Regions from separate parts of the Homo sapiens genome. Here regions 2, 3, 4 and 5 are each linked to region 1. A link is a contact called in ENCODE Hi-C or POLR2A ChIA-PET data. All regions are on one chromosome and are shown on one strand. Each heading gives the region's core, a stretch centred on a gene start or an enhancer-like site at or near the end of the contact. The rest is flanking DNA. Distances are from core to core; before and after follow the strand shown. Region 1 holds the start of NCLN (nicalin). Region 2 holds the start of REXO1 (RNA exonuclease 1 homolog). Region 3 holds the start of FAM174C (family with sequence similarity 174 member C). Region 4 holds the start of PCSK4 (proprotein convertase subtilisin/kexin type 4). Region 5 holds the start of FEM1A (fem-1 homolog A).

The links. Hi-C counts contacts between places; a loop is a spot of excess contacts on that map. ChIA-PET counts read pairs that join two places held with the same protein, here RNA polymerase II (POLR2A). Pooled maps may share reads with other maps.
Region 2: a loop to region 1 is called in a map of dorsolateral prefrontal cortex, with 5 times the contacts of the local background. The contact joins the promoter of REXO1 here to the promoter of NCLN in region 1. A Hi-C loop is called at or near these places in 1 of 168 maps with a recorded cell type or tissue (dorsolateral prefrontal cortex), 1 of 37 single-sample maps with no recorded cell type and 10 of 50 pooled maps.
Region 3: a pooled map shows a loop between it and region 1 (14-fold over the local background). The contact joins the promoter of FAM174C here to the promoter of NCLN in region 1. A Hi-C loop is called at or near these places in 1 of 37 single-sample maps with no recorded cell type and 6 of 50 pooled maps.
Region 4: a loop to region 1 is called in a pooled map, with 13 times the contacts of the local background. The contact joins the promoter of PCSK4 here to the promoter of NCLN in region 1. A Hi-C loop is called at or near these places in 4 of 50 pooled maps. POLR2A ChIA-PET finds 5 or more read pairs at or near these places in 2 of 52 experiments (HEK293 and naive thymus-derived CD8-positive, alpha-beta T cell).
Region 5: a map of B cell shows a loop between it and region 1 (12-fold over the local background). The contact joins the promoter of FEM1A here to the promoter of NCLN in region 1. A Hi-C loop is called at or near these places in 2 of 168 maps with a recorded cell type or tissue (B cell and naive thymus-derived CD4-positive, alpha-beta T cell) and 7 of 50 pooled maps. POLR2A ChIA-PET finds 5 or more read pairs at or near these places in 1 of 52 experiments (SK-N-SH).

Annotation. Positions count from the first base shown.
Region 1 is chr19:3,184,661-3,187,360 of GRCh38, reverse strand. It overlaps NCLN (nicalin), which reads right to left and starts at 1,431. Exons shown (of 15, transcript NM_020170.4): 1 at 1,147-1,431. The coding sequence starts at 1,330. RefSeq lists a silencer at 945-1,514 and enhancers at 2,025-2,164, 1,471-2,353.
Region 2 is chr19:1,847,176-1,849,875 of GRCh38, reverse strand. REXO1 (RNA exonuclease 1 homolog) reads left to right here and starts at 1,393. Exons shown (of 16, transcript NM_020695.4): 1 at 1,393-1,674. The coding sequence starts at 1,518. RefSeq lists enhancers at 926-1,005, 1,026-1,175 and a silencer at 1,196-1,665.
Region 3 is chr19:1,274,118-1,276,817 of GRCh38, reverse strand. It overlaps FAM174C (family with sequence similarity 174 member C), which reads right to left and starts at 1,288. Exons shown (of 3, transcript NM_017914.4): 1 at 988-1,288. The coding sequence starts at 1,268. CIRBP (cold inducible RNA binding protein) reads right to left here. Exons shown (of 6, transcript NM_001300829.2): 6 at 2,008-2,700. RefSeq lists an enhancer at 179-258 and silencers at 819-888, 1,219-1,588, 1,599-1,658, 1,557-1,781.
Region 4 is chr19:1,489,006-1,491,705 of GRCh38, reverse strand. PCSK4 (proprotein convertase subtilisin/kexin type 4) reads left to right here and starts at 1,356. Exons shown (of 15, transcript NM_017573.5): 1 at 1,356-1,548; 2 at 1,809-1,913. The coding sequence starts at 1,360. REEP6 (receptor accessory protein 6) reads right to left here and starts at 525. Exons shown (of 5, transcript NM_138393.4): 1 at 322-525. The coding sequence starts at 436. RefSeq lists silencers at 277-396, 427-966, 1,187-1,616.
Region 5 is chr19:4,790,335-4,793,034 of GRCh38, reverse strand. FEM1A (fem-1 homolog A) reads right to left here and starts at 1,301. Exons shown (of 1, transcript NM_018708.3): 1 at 1-1,301. The coding sequence starts at 1,180. LOC124904620 (a long non-coding RNA gene) reads left to right here and starts at 1,743. Exons shown (of 2, transcript XR_007067103.1): 1 at 1,743-1,837. RefSeq lists enhancers at 1-333, 621-680, 334-990, 1,211-1,480, 991-1,648.

The sequences.
Region 1 (2,700 bases), core at 182-2,681:
CCAGGCCTTGACTTCCAGGGACCTGAGGGGCCAGGCTGAAAAGAAGAAAAACCAGGGACCAGGTTCTGGAATGTCAGGGACAGCTATAGCCAGGCAAAGACAAGGGGATGTGGAATGGTCTAGACACTGGGGTCAGGGCCACGACGGGAGGGGGCGAGGCTGTTGAGTGGGAGACTTGCAGAATGCAAGGGCAAGGGGGTGCGAATTTGGAAAGGGAAGAGGAAATCCTGGAAAGATGGAACAAGTGGGGTTCTGGGAAGTGGGTGTGAGGAGGCTGAGCTGAGGGCGTGGGTATGCATCAAAGGCGGGACAGAAAGGGGGTCAAAGGGAACCCCAGGCGAGTGGACTGAACTGGGGACGTGGGAGGAGACCAGGGAAGCTGGGCTAGCAGATTCTGAAACATGACTCACGAACTGGGACCAGAGAGCGTCAGGGGTCTGGGGACAAATGTGCCCTTGACGTGGGGGCCGGTGACTAGAGCGAGAAAATTCAGGGGAGTTGAATTTGGGCACTGGACAAAATGCACTTGGCACCCAGGGCCGTGGGAGGGGGTGGGGAATGCTGGACCACCGCGTCGGGTGGCTCAGCCTGGCAGAAATCAGTGCAGGGACCTTTAACTCCAAACGCAGTCAGCTAAAGGCGAGAGGCCTGGGAACACGGACGTGACCCAGTGAATCCAGAGACCAACCAGATGGTCTCCAGAACAGGACCCTGGGAGCTGGAGGTCAGGACGGGAGCGTCTGCTCAAGTGAGCCCGGACCAGGAAGCCTAAGGGGCGGAGGGGGCCCAGGAGGGAGAAACTCGGCAAGGCAGGCAGACGCCGGCCCAGCTGGGGACAGGAGAGAGGGGACTTAGGGCTCCAGGGACGCGGGACGCTTGGCCCGGCCATGGGTTCCGGGGCAGGGAGACCTAGGCAGGGGCCGGGGGCTGTGGGAGCGAGCGCGGGGGGTCCCTGGGCGCTAGGCAAGGAGAGCAGGGATTCCAGGGCGCCCGGGGGTCCAGGGCGGCAGGGCTCTGCCTCGCCTGGGGCCTGAGCATGGGTCGGGCAGCCCAGGCCGGAGCTAGGGATCGGCCTGGGGATCGCCGGGCCGGAGTGGCGTGGCCGGGGAGCCCGGGGAGCCCCGAGGGTGGGCCGGGGACACGCACCGTAGGGCTGGCCCTGCAGGTCGTACTGCTGCATGCGGTACACGGTGAACTCGTGCGCGGCGTCGGCGGCAGGCAGCGGCGGCGCCACCAGCAGCAGCACAGCGGGCAGGAAGACGATGAAGCCGAGCGGCAGACAAGACGCCTTCAGCATGTTCTCCAGCACCTCGCCCGCTTCCTCCAGCATCCTGGCCGGCGGCGGGGCCGCGCGGGGCGGCAGCTGGGACGGGACGGCGGCGGCGGCGGCTCCCGCGGACTCACCTCGGCATGGGTAGCCGCCGGGGTCCTGCGGGCGCCGCGCGGGGCAGCCCGCACTCGCCCTGAGGTCCTGTGGGCACCGCGGCGAACCGCCCCGCCAGCCGCGCTGCCTGTCGGGAATTGTAGTCCGTCCGTCCGGCGCTCGCGGAGCCCTGTGGGAGTTGTAGGCCCACTCTGGAACTCCCGGAAGGTGCGGCAGGCTGTTCGGCTAATACCGTTGAGGTTTCACATAAACTCCAAGTCATAAAATGCAATAAAATGCTTTAAAAAACTATTTCGCGATATCACTTTCTTAACCTTGTCTTTGGCGTTGGGGGAGCTAGGGTGAGGGGCGAAAGGTGGGGACAGGACGTGACCTTGCGACCTGGAAGGAAGTTGGGGATAAAGAGAAAAGGAAGTGCCTGCCTGGCGCGCTAGGTCTTCTGGGAGTTGTAGTCCCGTCAAACACACAAAGGGTCACGGGAACTGTAGTCGTCCTGGCAGAAATTGCTGAGAAAAACAAAAATCACTTAAAACTCCCGAGGATGTAGATGTCAAACTCCACGAAGGCAAAAACTTTTGTCTGTTTTGTGCATATGATGTATCCCCGGCATCTAGCACAAGACCTGGCGCACGGCGGGTGGCCTATACCATTTTTGAATGAATGAATGAAAAATAGAAAGTCATGATAGTCAGTTCCTAAGGGAGGCCGCAGTGGGTTGTGGGACTTGTAGTCTGGAACCTGCGGTTTGTGCAGGGGTCGGTGGCAGGTATTTATATTTATCTTTATTCATATTTGGGGCATACTTATACTAAAAAAGTATTTGTTGTTCATCAGAAATTTAAAGTTAAAACCCAGTGTCTCAGGGCTGGAGGTACCTAAGGAACGTCCCTTTGTACAGATGGGGAGACTGAGCCCCAGGGTGCAGCAGACAGTAGCCCTGGCTCTCAGCACGTTATCATCCCAGGCTCCGTACAGCTGCCTAAGGAGTCAGGGCTTCCTTTCTGTCCCAAGTGAGAAGTGGCATTGGTGCCGATTAAGAGCCTGGGCTCAAATCCCAACTCCTCCATTTCCCAGCTGTGTGGCTTTGGGCAAGTCGCTTCACCTCTCAGAGTCTCAGTTTCCTCAGATATAATGATAAAGAATCAAGCACTCTCCCTGCCAGCAGCATGTGAGAATTCTGTTTGTTTGTTTGTTTGTTTGTTTGTTTTTGAGATGTAGTCTCTGTCACCTAGGCTGGAGTGCAGTGGCTTGATCTCAGCTCACCGCAACCTCCACCTCCTGGGTTCAAGCAATTCCTGTGTCTCAGCCTCCTGAGT
Region 2 (2,700 bases), core at 144-2,643, 1.3 Mb after region 1:
TGGAGTGCAGTGGTGCAATCTTGGCTCACTGCAACCTCCGCTTCCCAGGTTCAAGTGATTCTCCTGCTTCAGCCTCCCAAGTAGTTGGGACTACAGGCGCCCGCCACCACGCCCAGCTAATTTTTGTATTTTTAATAGAGGTGGGGTTTCGCCATCTTGGCCAGGCTGGTCTCAAACTCCTGACCTCGGTTGATCTTCCCTCCTCGGCCTCCCAAAGAGCTGGGATTACAGGCGTGAGCCATCGCGCCCAGCTAATTTTTGTATTTTTAGTAGGACAGGGTTTTGCCATATTGGCCAAGCTGGTCTTGAAATCCTGGGCTCAAGTGATCCACCCGCCTCAGCCTCCCAGAGTGTTGGGATTACAGACATGAGCCACTGTGCCCGACCTAAGACTTTGCTTTCTATTCTTTTTGGGTGTATACCCAGGAATAGAGTTGCTCATAGGGTAATTCTGTTTAACTTTTTCCATCTCTACACAAAATACAAAAAATTAGCCAGGCATGATGGTGCACACCTGTGGTTTTAGCTACTCGGGAGGCTGAGGTGGGAGAATCACCTGAGCCAGGGAAGTCGAGGCTGCAGTGAGCCGTGATCGCACCACTGCTCTCCAGCCTGGGTGACAGAGCAAGACCCTGTCTCTTAAAAACAAACTTTTTGGGTTTTTTGTTTTACATAGCAGTGGCACTATTTTACAATCCCACCAAAATGCACCAGGTTAAACTTCCCATTAAGACGTGGGCCTACTCCACCAGACTACAGAGTTGCCCCATCCCAGCCTTGTTCCTCGTTTGTCTGTTAAAATGCACCCTCTAGCTGGTATACAGTAGGCGCTCAATATTTGTTGAACAAATGAGTGAACGTGGACCTGGTCATTAGACTGATGACAAGAGTCGAGGTTGGGGAGATTAAGGCGTTTCTTGAGAGCCAGCTGTATACCAGGGCGAGGGGATTTTTAAAGACTGTGAACGGAGTAATTCAACCATGAGTTTCACCTGGCCCAGGTTTAAGGCCACCTCCCCGCAGAACTCTCCTCGTCCAGCAGAGGGCGCCTTAAGGTGATATGCTAACGAAAGGAAATAATATGCAAATGAGTAATAGCGGGCCCCGCGGGGCTTTTTTGGTCAGGCGCGCCGTGGACAGCCCTGGCGCCGCAGGGGCCTGGGGCTCAAGATGGCGCCGCTACAGCCGCCGAAGGTCGGGCGGCGGCGCTGGCGAGGCTCCCGGAGACCGCAGGCAGGGCAGCCCCTGCCCTCCTTACTTCCTCCCGCGGCCGTCTGTCCCGGCCCAGGGGTCCGTCACCAGCCTTGGTCGCGCAGGAGCAGGCGTTTCTGAGCAGGCGCGCTGCGGGCAGCCCCTCCCGGGGTCCCTTGCGGCGGCGTCCCGAGGGCCTCCGGGGGCCTCGGAGCAAGATGGCGGCGGCGGGGTCCGTGAGGCGCGGGCGGCGGCGACCGCGGCGCCAGTGAGGGGGCCCTGGGGCCCGGGCGGCTCCGGGCCGGGGCCCCGCCGCGGGACGGACCATGCTACGCTCCACTGGCTTCTTCCGGGCCATTGACTGCCCCTATTGGTCTGGGGCGCCCGGGGGGCCCTGCCGGCGGCCCTACTGCCACTTCCGGCACCGCGGGGCCCGGGGCTCCGGCGCGCCCGGTGACGGCGGAGAGGCGCCCCCCGCAGCAGGTAATGCCCGCCCGCCTGCTTGCCTTGGGCTCGGCTCCCCTGCCCGGGTCTGGACCCCACCCCGGTCCCGCCCGGGGTCCCCGTTCTCGGCCCAGCCTCCTCCCCACACGTTCGCGGGCGACGGTTTTCCCAGTCGGGACCGGAACCACCCACCCTGGGACCCGGTGCAAAGCACTAGATGTCCCTAAGCCTTCGTCTTCACGAGTGTGAAATGTCAACTAGGAGGACGCGTCCTGCCAGGGCTGTCTAGAGGGCGGAGTGCGAGCGCATGTTGAGTACCGGGCACCGGGCCTGACACAAGGGGGCTCGGGAGACGGGCGCGGCCGGCGCTAGGCAGGTCCTGGACTCCTCCTGCCCCTGATTGGCGCCCGCCGCTTCCCGGACCCCATGTGCTTGTGGCCGCCCTTGTTTATTTCCATGACGTTTCCTCCGGCCGCGCCTCTGGCAGCGGCCACCTCAGTCTCCAGTCGTTGAGTTAGGATGGTCCGAGGATCGTCTCTTGTGTTTGTCGAGCCCTGTGTCCAGCATGACTGGCAGGGAGGAAGTCAAAGCTTACTCGAGTGGGCTCCGAGGAATTCCATGCTTTTGGTCGGGCAGAGGACGTTGGTGGACTCCACCTCACAGCGTCATGGTGGTTTTCATCGTCATGGCAGCGTTTCTTGGAGGAGATGTGGGATTTGGATTGGAGAAAAAGAGGGACATCGCAAGGAAAGTCGTGGAGGGAGGGTTATCGAGTGTGATGTCATTCAGACTCCCCTGTTACCTCTGTCCCTTGATAGTGGCTCTCTGCTTCACCCAGCCCCTGACTTCCTTCGTCCCAGATTTCCTCATTGGGCGTGAGTTTCAAGCACTGTTTTTACTTTAACCATGAAACAGTCTCAGCTCAGAACCTTTTCCTGCAAAAGAGAAACATCTTCTCTAGGATTTAAGAATAGGTTTATTTTCCTGTTTTGCCAGAAAAGGTAGCATTTTTTTCTGATTTCCCTGATAAGTGTGCTTGGGACACCTGCACCTGTGGGCGGTTGT
Region 3 (2,700 bases), core at 39-2,538, 1.9 Mb after region 1:
CCAGCAGCCCGGGAGGCAGGGAGGGCGCGGCATACAGGCAGGGGAGAGCGCGCAGCAGGTGCTTCCACAGGAAGAGGTGTGGAGCACAGGGGAGGCTCTGCACAGGGCCCATAAAAAGCAGCATGGCGGAGTGCAGGTGCTCACATCTATAATGCCAGCACTTTGGGAGGCCAACGAAAAAGGATCACTTGAGCCCAGGAGTTCAGACCAGCGCGGGTAACATGGCGAGACCCCATCGCTACAATAAAAACTTATAAAAAATAAAAAGCGGCTTGACTTTGCCAGGGTGGTGATGGGGAGGGATAAGGTCCTCGCTGTGTCTCTCCCACCCGGGAGAAGCAGCCACACTGGGTAGTCAGGAGCCCAGAGGAGACTGGAGCCACAGGCCAGGGAAGCCGGGGTGGCCTGAACACGCAGAAGCCCCTCCTGCCCAGGGGCTGCCTACAGCTGGAGACCCCCGCGAGGGTCTGGGGACGCAGCTGCACCTCCCGGGCTGTGGGAGCACCCAAGGCGGGCACGTGGCCGACCCTGGCGACGAACCAGCTTCAGTGGGTAGAAGCAGAAAGGAAAATATCGGGACCCCACGGAAAGGCCTGGCGGCAGGCGGGAAGATGAGAACGAGGACGGGCATCCGGCGACAAGGAGCCAAGGAGGCCCCCTCGCCCCGCCAGGGCCTGACCCCTGCCCGGCATGCTCCGGCTTCAGTGGCCCCACCTGGGAAACGGGCAGCGTCACCCCCGAGTTAAGAGGCGGCGCGCTGGGCACCTCCAACCCCAGGCGCAGGCTGGAGAGCGGGTGAGTCCCGTGGCCCCTGCACCGCCCACACCACGTGACGACCCCGCACAGCACCGCCCACGCCCACTCCAACAGGGAGAGAGGGAGGGAGGGAGGGAGGGAGGGGAGGACCCCGCGGCCCGGCACGTGACGCACTAGGCGCGCGCTAATTGGCCAAGGCTGAGAGACGGCGCCCACGTGCGCCTGACGCACCTAAACGCCCGGATCAGGAAGTAGAGCGCGGTCAGGCCGCAGAAGCCCAGGATCACGTAGAAGGAGCGCGTCAGCGCCGAGCCCGACGCCCCCGGCGGACGCGTGTGCGTGCTGTTGTGTGGCGCGCCCGGCTGGCTCCCGTTCGTCACGGCCGGCGGCGGCGACAACGTGACCTGCGCGGGGCGCAGCGGCGAGGCCTCTTCGGCACCGCACGGCAGCGCCGCCAGCAGCAGCGCCAGCAGGAGCAGCAGCAGCGGCGGCTGCAGCACGCGCGGCCCCATGGCCCGGCGGAAGCGGTGGCGGCGCCCCGCCCCTATGCGCGCTGTCAGTCAGGCGCGCGGAGGTGATGCCAGCCAATGGGGCGCGGAGGCGGAGCTTGACGCCGGGCCCCGCCTCCGCCTGGTGAGCCCCGGCGCTACCCACAGTGCCCCGCGCGCCCGCCGCGGAACTTGCTTCGTCGAACCGCTCCAAGGGATCAGGACGGAGGCCCGGAGCCCGCCCGTGGGAGTCCCGGCAAGGCGCAGCCGGCAGAGCCCAGAACTGCCAGCCCAGCGTGGGGGGTCGCGGCTTCCGAGGAAATCGGGCTGGCAGCGGGGAGACGGGGCGGACCCCGACTTCAGGACCTCGGGCCGCTCATTCCCACCCACTTCGGGGCGACCCCCGCCACTCCTGCCCCGGCCTCACGGACACTGAGAACGCGTCGGCCACGTCCAGGGCCCAGGAAGGTGGCGCCCCGCTCCCAAGCCTGCTACAGGGAACCCGGGACTCGGCCCAAGACGGGGCCTGACAGCGGCTGCGCGGCCGCCGCTCCCTCGAAGCCGAGTGCGCCTCAGATCCCGCGAGACTGGAGTCTCCGCGCTGCGAACCCCCTCAGTGGCGAGCCCCCCGCGGTCACTGCTCGGACAATGACCCTTGCAGTCTTCCCTGTCGGGTCCTACTCGTGCGCTGAACCGAGGTCCGCAGGCTTTTCTTCCAGTGGCCCCGCTCCGCCGACAGACCCCCCTGAACCACAGACTCGGCTTTCTGGGTGCACACGTGGCCCTTTATTCGAATCCGACTTTCACAGGGCTCCACATCGTTGTGGGCAAGGACTGGCCGCCCCGTAAGCTGCCGGCGCACCGCAGCCCGTGCTCCAGGAGAGACTCGAGGCCCTGAGCCCGCACCTCACTGGCGAAGCGCCTCCTGGAAGGAGGAGGAAGGGAGGGAGAACAGGCGCGGGCTCCAGGCGGGGGACCCGGCGCTCCCGGGAGGCGCTGCCCTGCACCCAACACACACCGAAAGGCGCCCGCCATGGGGCCATAGGTGCGGGAGAGCAGGACTCACTGAAACGCCCAGGTGCCGCCCGGGACAGGGCTCAGCGCCACATGCCACTCTTCCCGAAAGCACTTACAGGGGACAAGCCTCCTGGGCAAGCGGCTGCCTCCAGCTCTTGTTCCAGGTGAAGTCCCTCCTGGGACAGTGACCCCAGAGGTCATCGCTGCTCTCAGGCCACCCTTCCCCGAGTCCTGGCCGGGCCCCTTCAACCTGCCAAAGCAAAGCAGCGTTACTCCCAACGTCCTCCACAGGGCTCACAGCTGCCCCTCCCGGCCTCCCCGGAAACAGCCACAGCCCCTAGGAAGGTCTCAGGCTAGTCAGGGGGCTGTGACCTCAGGCTCCGTCACAGGCCAGCATGCCCAGGGCGGGTCTGCACCTTGGCGCAGCTGGAGCCAGCTA
Region 4 (2,700 bases), core at 107-2,606, 1.7 Mb after region 1:
CGCGCAGGACACTGGCATCCCGACCCCTCTGGGGCCACTGGGCAACTGGAAGAACCGGACTTCGGCATGGCAGGCACCCAGCGCCCGGAAGGAGGCGTCGGGGGGCGGCCAGGGGCGGAAGCTAGAGAGGGGTGGCCCGGGAGCAGGGTCGCAGGGCGCGGGCAAGGGAAGGGCTGCGGGCGGACCTCGAGGTCCCAGTCACCTCGCGCGCTCCACCGGCCGGACCGGACCCCGTAGCCGGGGAAGGAGTCCGGTCTGCGACCCCCAGGCCCATGGCCTCGGTGTGCCCGTCGGCGAAACGGGCTAGCGCCGACGGCTCACCTGCAGCCAGATACCGCTTCTCCACCCCGGTCTTGGCCTCCAGCGCCCCCAGCACTTCGGTGACCAGGTTCCTTTGCTCCAGGAAGTGCTCCACGCGCTGCCTCAGGCCGTCCATGGCCCCGACGCGCCCGGGGTTGGCTGCTCGAGCTCGCCCGCGGACCAGGGCACCCACCCCGCTGCACGCGCACCGCTTTCCCGCAGCCTGAGCCGCGATGCTCCGGCCCCGCGCCGGTGTCCGCCCCCGGCCCCCCGCTAGGACCAATGGGAGGGCAGGGCGGACAAAGGAGGAGGGGCCTGCCCCGTCTCCCCCGCCGCATAGCCCTCCGCCACGGCCGCCGCTGCCCAGACCCCGCCGGGAGAGGGCGGGGCGCGGCGGCCCAGGGCACCGATTGGCCGGGCCGGAGCGAGACGTAGCTGATTGGAAGGGCGGTGTCAGAGGATGGGATTATTGGCTGAAGGGTGGAGCCAGGGCGAGGAGAGGCGTGGGGGGGCGGAACCGGGGGGAGGGGCTAAAGAAACATCCGAGCCGATTGGAGAAACGGGACGCGATTCATTGGCGAGACCAGTGGAGGGCGGGGCTGATCACAAAGGAGGCAGGGCGGAATGGTAGGGGCGGGAACGGGGCGAGGCTTATCGGAGGAGGCGGGATTACGCAAAAGAATGATTCTGATTAGGCCGGACAGGAGGCCGGGCTGATTCTCGAAGGAGGGGTGTGTTGGAAAGTGGGAGAGGTCAAACAAAGGGTAGGACGCGTTATCGCAACAGTGAACCCGCTTCTCTGGGTTAGTCTTGTCGTTGTACAAATGGGAAAACTGAGGCTCCCGAGGGTGTGGGTCTGCGGAAGACGGGCAGGCGTGCGTCCCTCTCCCGCTTCTGTTAGATCTTCGCGCCCCTCCTGGCTGAGTAGCCGCAAGGCCCCCTGGGAGTCGAAGCCTTCTGCGTTGCTATGGCGCCGGGGGCGGGTCGGACGCCTGGGCCCACTCGGCGGTTTGGCGGGAGGGAGGGGATTTGCGCAGGCCCCGCTCCCGCCCCGCCTCCATGCGGCCCGCCCCGATTGCGCTGTGGCTGCGCCTGGTCTTGGCCCTGGCCCTTGTCCGCCCCCGGGCTGTGGGGTGGGCCCCGGTCCGAGCCCCCATCTATGTCAGCAGCTGGGCCGTCCAGGTGTCCCAGGGTAACCGGGAGGTCGAGCGCCTGGCACGCAAATTCGGCTTCGTCAACCTGGGGCCGGTGGGTGGGACCGGGATAGACGGGAAGTGGGGGCTTGGAGGGGACTGAACAACCCTAGACCCCGACAAGGGGGAGGGAGCCCACAAGGTCTTCTAAATATCAAGAGTCCCAGCCCACCCCTGCCTCAGCCAAGCTCAGCTTCTGGGACTCCCAGAGAGCACCTGCTGGGGAAGGACAAAGAAGGGGGCTGTTACCGGCCCTCGGGGGCTTCAGCAGGGGAGCCGGGTCCCATCGGTGCGGCCGCTTCCCCACATCCCCAGATCTTCCCTGACGGGCAGTACTTTCACCTGCGGCACCGGGGCGTGGTCCAGCAGTCCCTGACCCCGCACTGGGGCCACCGCCTGCACCTGAAGAAAAACCCCAAGGTGAGCCTGGCCTGGAGGCCAACCCCCTGCCCGGGGTCTCAGCTGCCTCCTGGGGCCACCAGCCATCTTCTGTGGTTCTCGTGGTTGTTATGAACAGCTGTGTGCTTTCTGTGGCTCAGACCCGCCCGGGCCCCAAGTCTATACAGCAAGAGGAGGCAGGAAGACCCAGATACGGAAATCATGGCGCCTGCCAGGGCCTGGTACACAGTGGGCACCTCTTGTCCTCCCCCTCCCTCCTCTGGGCCCCAGGGGCTCTGGTAAGGAGGGACAGACGGCGTGACTTCCCCACCGTCTAGGTCATGGGATGGAGGGAAGGGGATTTTACGACACCGTAATGGGTTCCAAAGAGTAGGAGGCTTGGCCCGGCGCGGTGGCTCACGCCTGTAATCCCAGCACTTTGGGAGGCGGAGGCGGTCGGATCACAAGGTCAGGAAATCGAGACGAGATCCTAGCGAACACGGTGAAACCCTGTCTCTACTGAAAATACAAAAAAATTAGCCGGGCATGGTGGCAGGCGCCTGTAGTCCCAGCTATTCAGGAGGCTTAGGCAGGAGAATGGTGTGAACCCGGGAGGCGGAGCTTGCAGTGAGCCGAGATCGCGCCATTGCACTCCAGCCTGGGCGACAGAGCGAGACTCCGTCTCAAAAAAAAAAAAAAAAAAAGTAGGAGGCTTACAGTCACCCAGTGGCCCTCAGGACGCAGTGTCCAGGCGCTCAGAAAGGGGCCTGGGTCCCATCGGGCTGGGCCCTGTCTAGAAAATGCCTGGGATGTCAAGCTGAGGGGTTGG
Region 5 (2,700 bases), core at 52-2,551, 1.6 Mb before region 1:
GGATGTAATAGGAAGTGTCCGGGTGCGAGGGACCGAGGATGCGCTCCCGGATCAACAGGGCCTGCATGCGCATCTCATCCGGGTCGGTGATCAGCGCCTCCAGCTCCTCGGTGGTGTTGACCTCCCTGGAATAGTCATAGGCCAGGACCAGCTGTGGGGGCTCCGGTTTGGGCAGGTACTCGCCCCCCTGGTGACGCAGCTCCATGGCCCGCCTCCAGTGTTTAAGGGCCCCAAGCAGATCTCGTTTCTTATCCACATACGTAGCTCCCAGCAATTCCAAGGCTTCCACGGCAGCTTCCCGGCTGGTGGGACAGCAGCTTTCGTAAGATTCCCCGTTCAGTGGTTCCTCTGGGGAGGAGCTGCAGCACGGAGCCCCCTGAGGCTGCGCACACCCCTGGCTGGTGGAGGGGTCTTCTTGGGGCAGCCCAGGCTGAGCCTCTCCCCCTGCGACCTGCTCCTGGCCGGGCTGCTCCTGGATGAGGTACTCCACGATGTTGGTGTGGCCCGTCACGCTGGCCGCGAGCAGCGGGGTCATGCCGTAGCCGTCACGTTCCATGCGGGCCTTGCACCCCAGCAGCAGCTGCAGGATCTCCAGGCTGCCGGACTCGGCGCAGTCATGCAGGGCCGTGTTGCCCTTGGCGCTGCGCCGGTTCACCTGGGCGCCCTGCTCCAGCAGGTAGCGGGCGATCTCACGGTGGCCCTTGTAGCACGAGATCATGAGGCACGTGTGGCCGTGCCGGTTGGCCACCTCCAGGTCGGCCTGGTGCTCGCCGACCAGGTAGCGCACCACCTCCAGGTGGCCGTCGAAGCAGGCGGCGCGGAGAGGCGTGGAGTTGGTGCGCGTGGTGCGGTTCACCGAGGCCCCGCGGCGCAGCAGGCTCCGCACCACGTCCAGGTGGCCGGCTGCGGAGGCGGCCCACAGCGGCGGCGCGCCCTCGATGGTCTCGCCATCGAAGTGCACCGAGCCACCGGCCTCCACGCTCGCGCCGCACCGGTCCACCAGGTACTCCACCACGTCCAGGTGGCCGTAGCGGGCGGCGATGAGTAGCGGCGTTCCCCCGCCGGCCACCTCGCCCGTCAGCTCGTCCAGTTCCTCCCGGCTCCGGCCGCTGAGCAGCTTCTGGAGCAGCTGCAGCTTGCCATCACGGGCGGCGTTGTACACGGCGGTGCGGAGGTCCATGGTTCGGGCCTCCGCCAGGCCATGGGCCGGCCGCCGGGGGACGGGGAGACGGAGGATCAGAGCCCGGACGGGCGGGAGGCAACCTTCACCGTCCCCCTCGCCGCCATCTTAGGGTCTCCTCGGGCGGAACAAAATGGCTGCCGCGACCCGACGGATGGCAGCACGCCGGGAAATGGAGTCCTTTGCGCGGGCCCACTCCATAGAACAGAAAAGGAATCTTGGGGGCTCAAGACTACACTTCCCCAAAGGCCACAGGACAGCCCCTGAGAGCTGTGAGCGCGCGGCATGGTGGGAATTGGCGTTCCAGTCGCAGCGCATGGCATCGGAAGCTAGCAATTTGAGGACTACAATTCCCGTCATGCAGCGTCACACGACCTAGCTTGTGGGAACCGGCGAAATTTGGTGACGTACTTCCCGTGGCTATCTCTGCGTCAGAGCGTATAGAAAAAGCAGGCGCGATACCCTTAAGGACTACATTTCCCAAAAGGGATCACGAGCGACTCTGAGCCAATCAGGACCGAGACCGAAGGCTAAAAGCGACTAGAGGGGACGCGTCTGTTTTGGGCTTGGAGCACGGGCAAGCGGCCCACCGGCAGGGGGCGCCCGGAGGAGGCCGAAAAGCTGGACGGGGCGAAAACGTTTTGAGCTGGGAGAACGGTAAAAAATGACGCGCTCACTTCTTATTCTCACATTCATATATTCATTTATTCATTTACATACATTTATGTATATTCTAGTATGTGTCAGAATTTCCTTCTTTTATTTACGTATTTATTTTTATTTATTTCTTTCAATAACTTTGTGGGGTTTTTTGGTTTTGGTTTTTGTTTTTGAGACAGCGTCTCGCTCTTGTTGCCTAGGCTGGAGGGCAATGCCGCAATCTCGGCTCACTGCAACCTCTGCCTCCCGGGTTCAAGTGATTCTCGTGCCTCAGCCTCCCGAGTAGCTGGGACTACAGACATCCACCACCACGCCCGGCTAATTTTTGTATTTTTGGTAGAGACGGGTTTCGCCATGTTGGCCAGGATGGTCTCGAACTCCTGACCTTGGGAGATCCGCCCGCCTCAGCCTCCCAAAGTGCTAGAATTACAGGCGTGAGCCACTATGCCCGGCCTGACGTGCTGACTTCAATTCCTTTGGATAAAGACCCAGAAGTGGGATTCCTGGATCACCTGGTAGTTTTATTTTTAAATTTTTCTTTGGAACTTCCATACCATTTTCTATAATGGCTATACTAATTAAAATTACCATCAGTAGTGTATAAGTGTTCTCTTCAAATCCTTGCCAACGTTTGTTACCTTTCGTCTTTTTGATGATAGCTATTCTAGCAGTTGTAAGGTGATCCATTCCCTGGCATTTTTTGACAACAATGAATTATATTATGAAAAAGAAATCTTTGGTGACCCGAATTCTTTATTTTTAAAGTTTATTCGAGGTGTAATATATATACAATAAAATGCATTTTTAATAAAGAGGACAGGTTTGGCCGGGCAAGGTGACTCACACCTGTAATCTCAGCA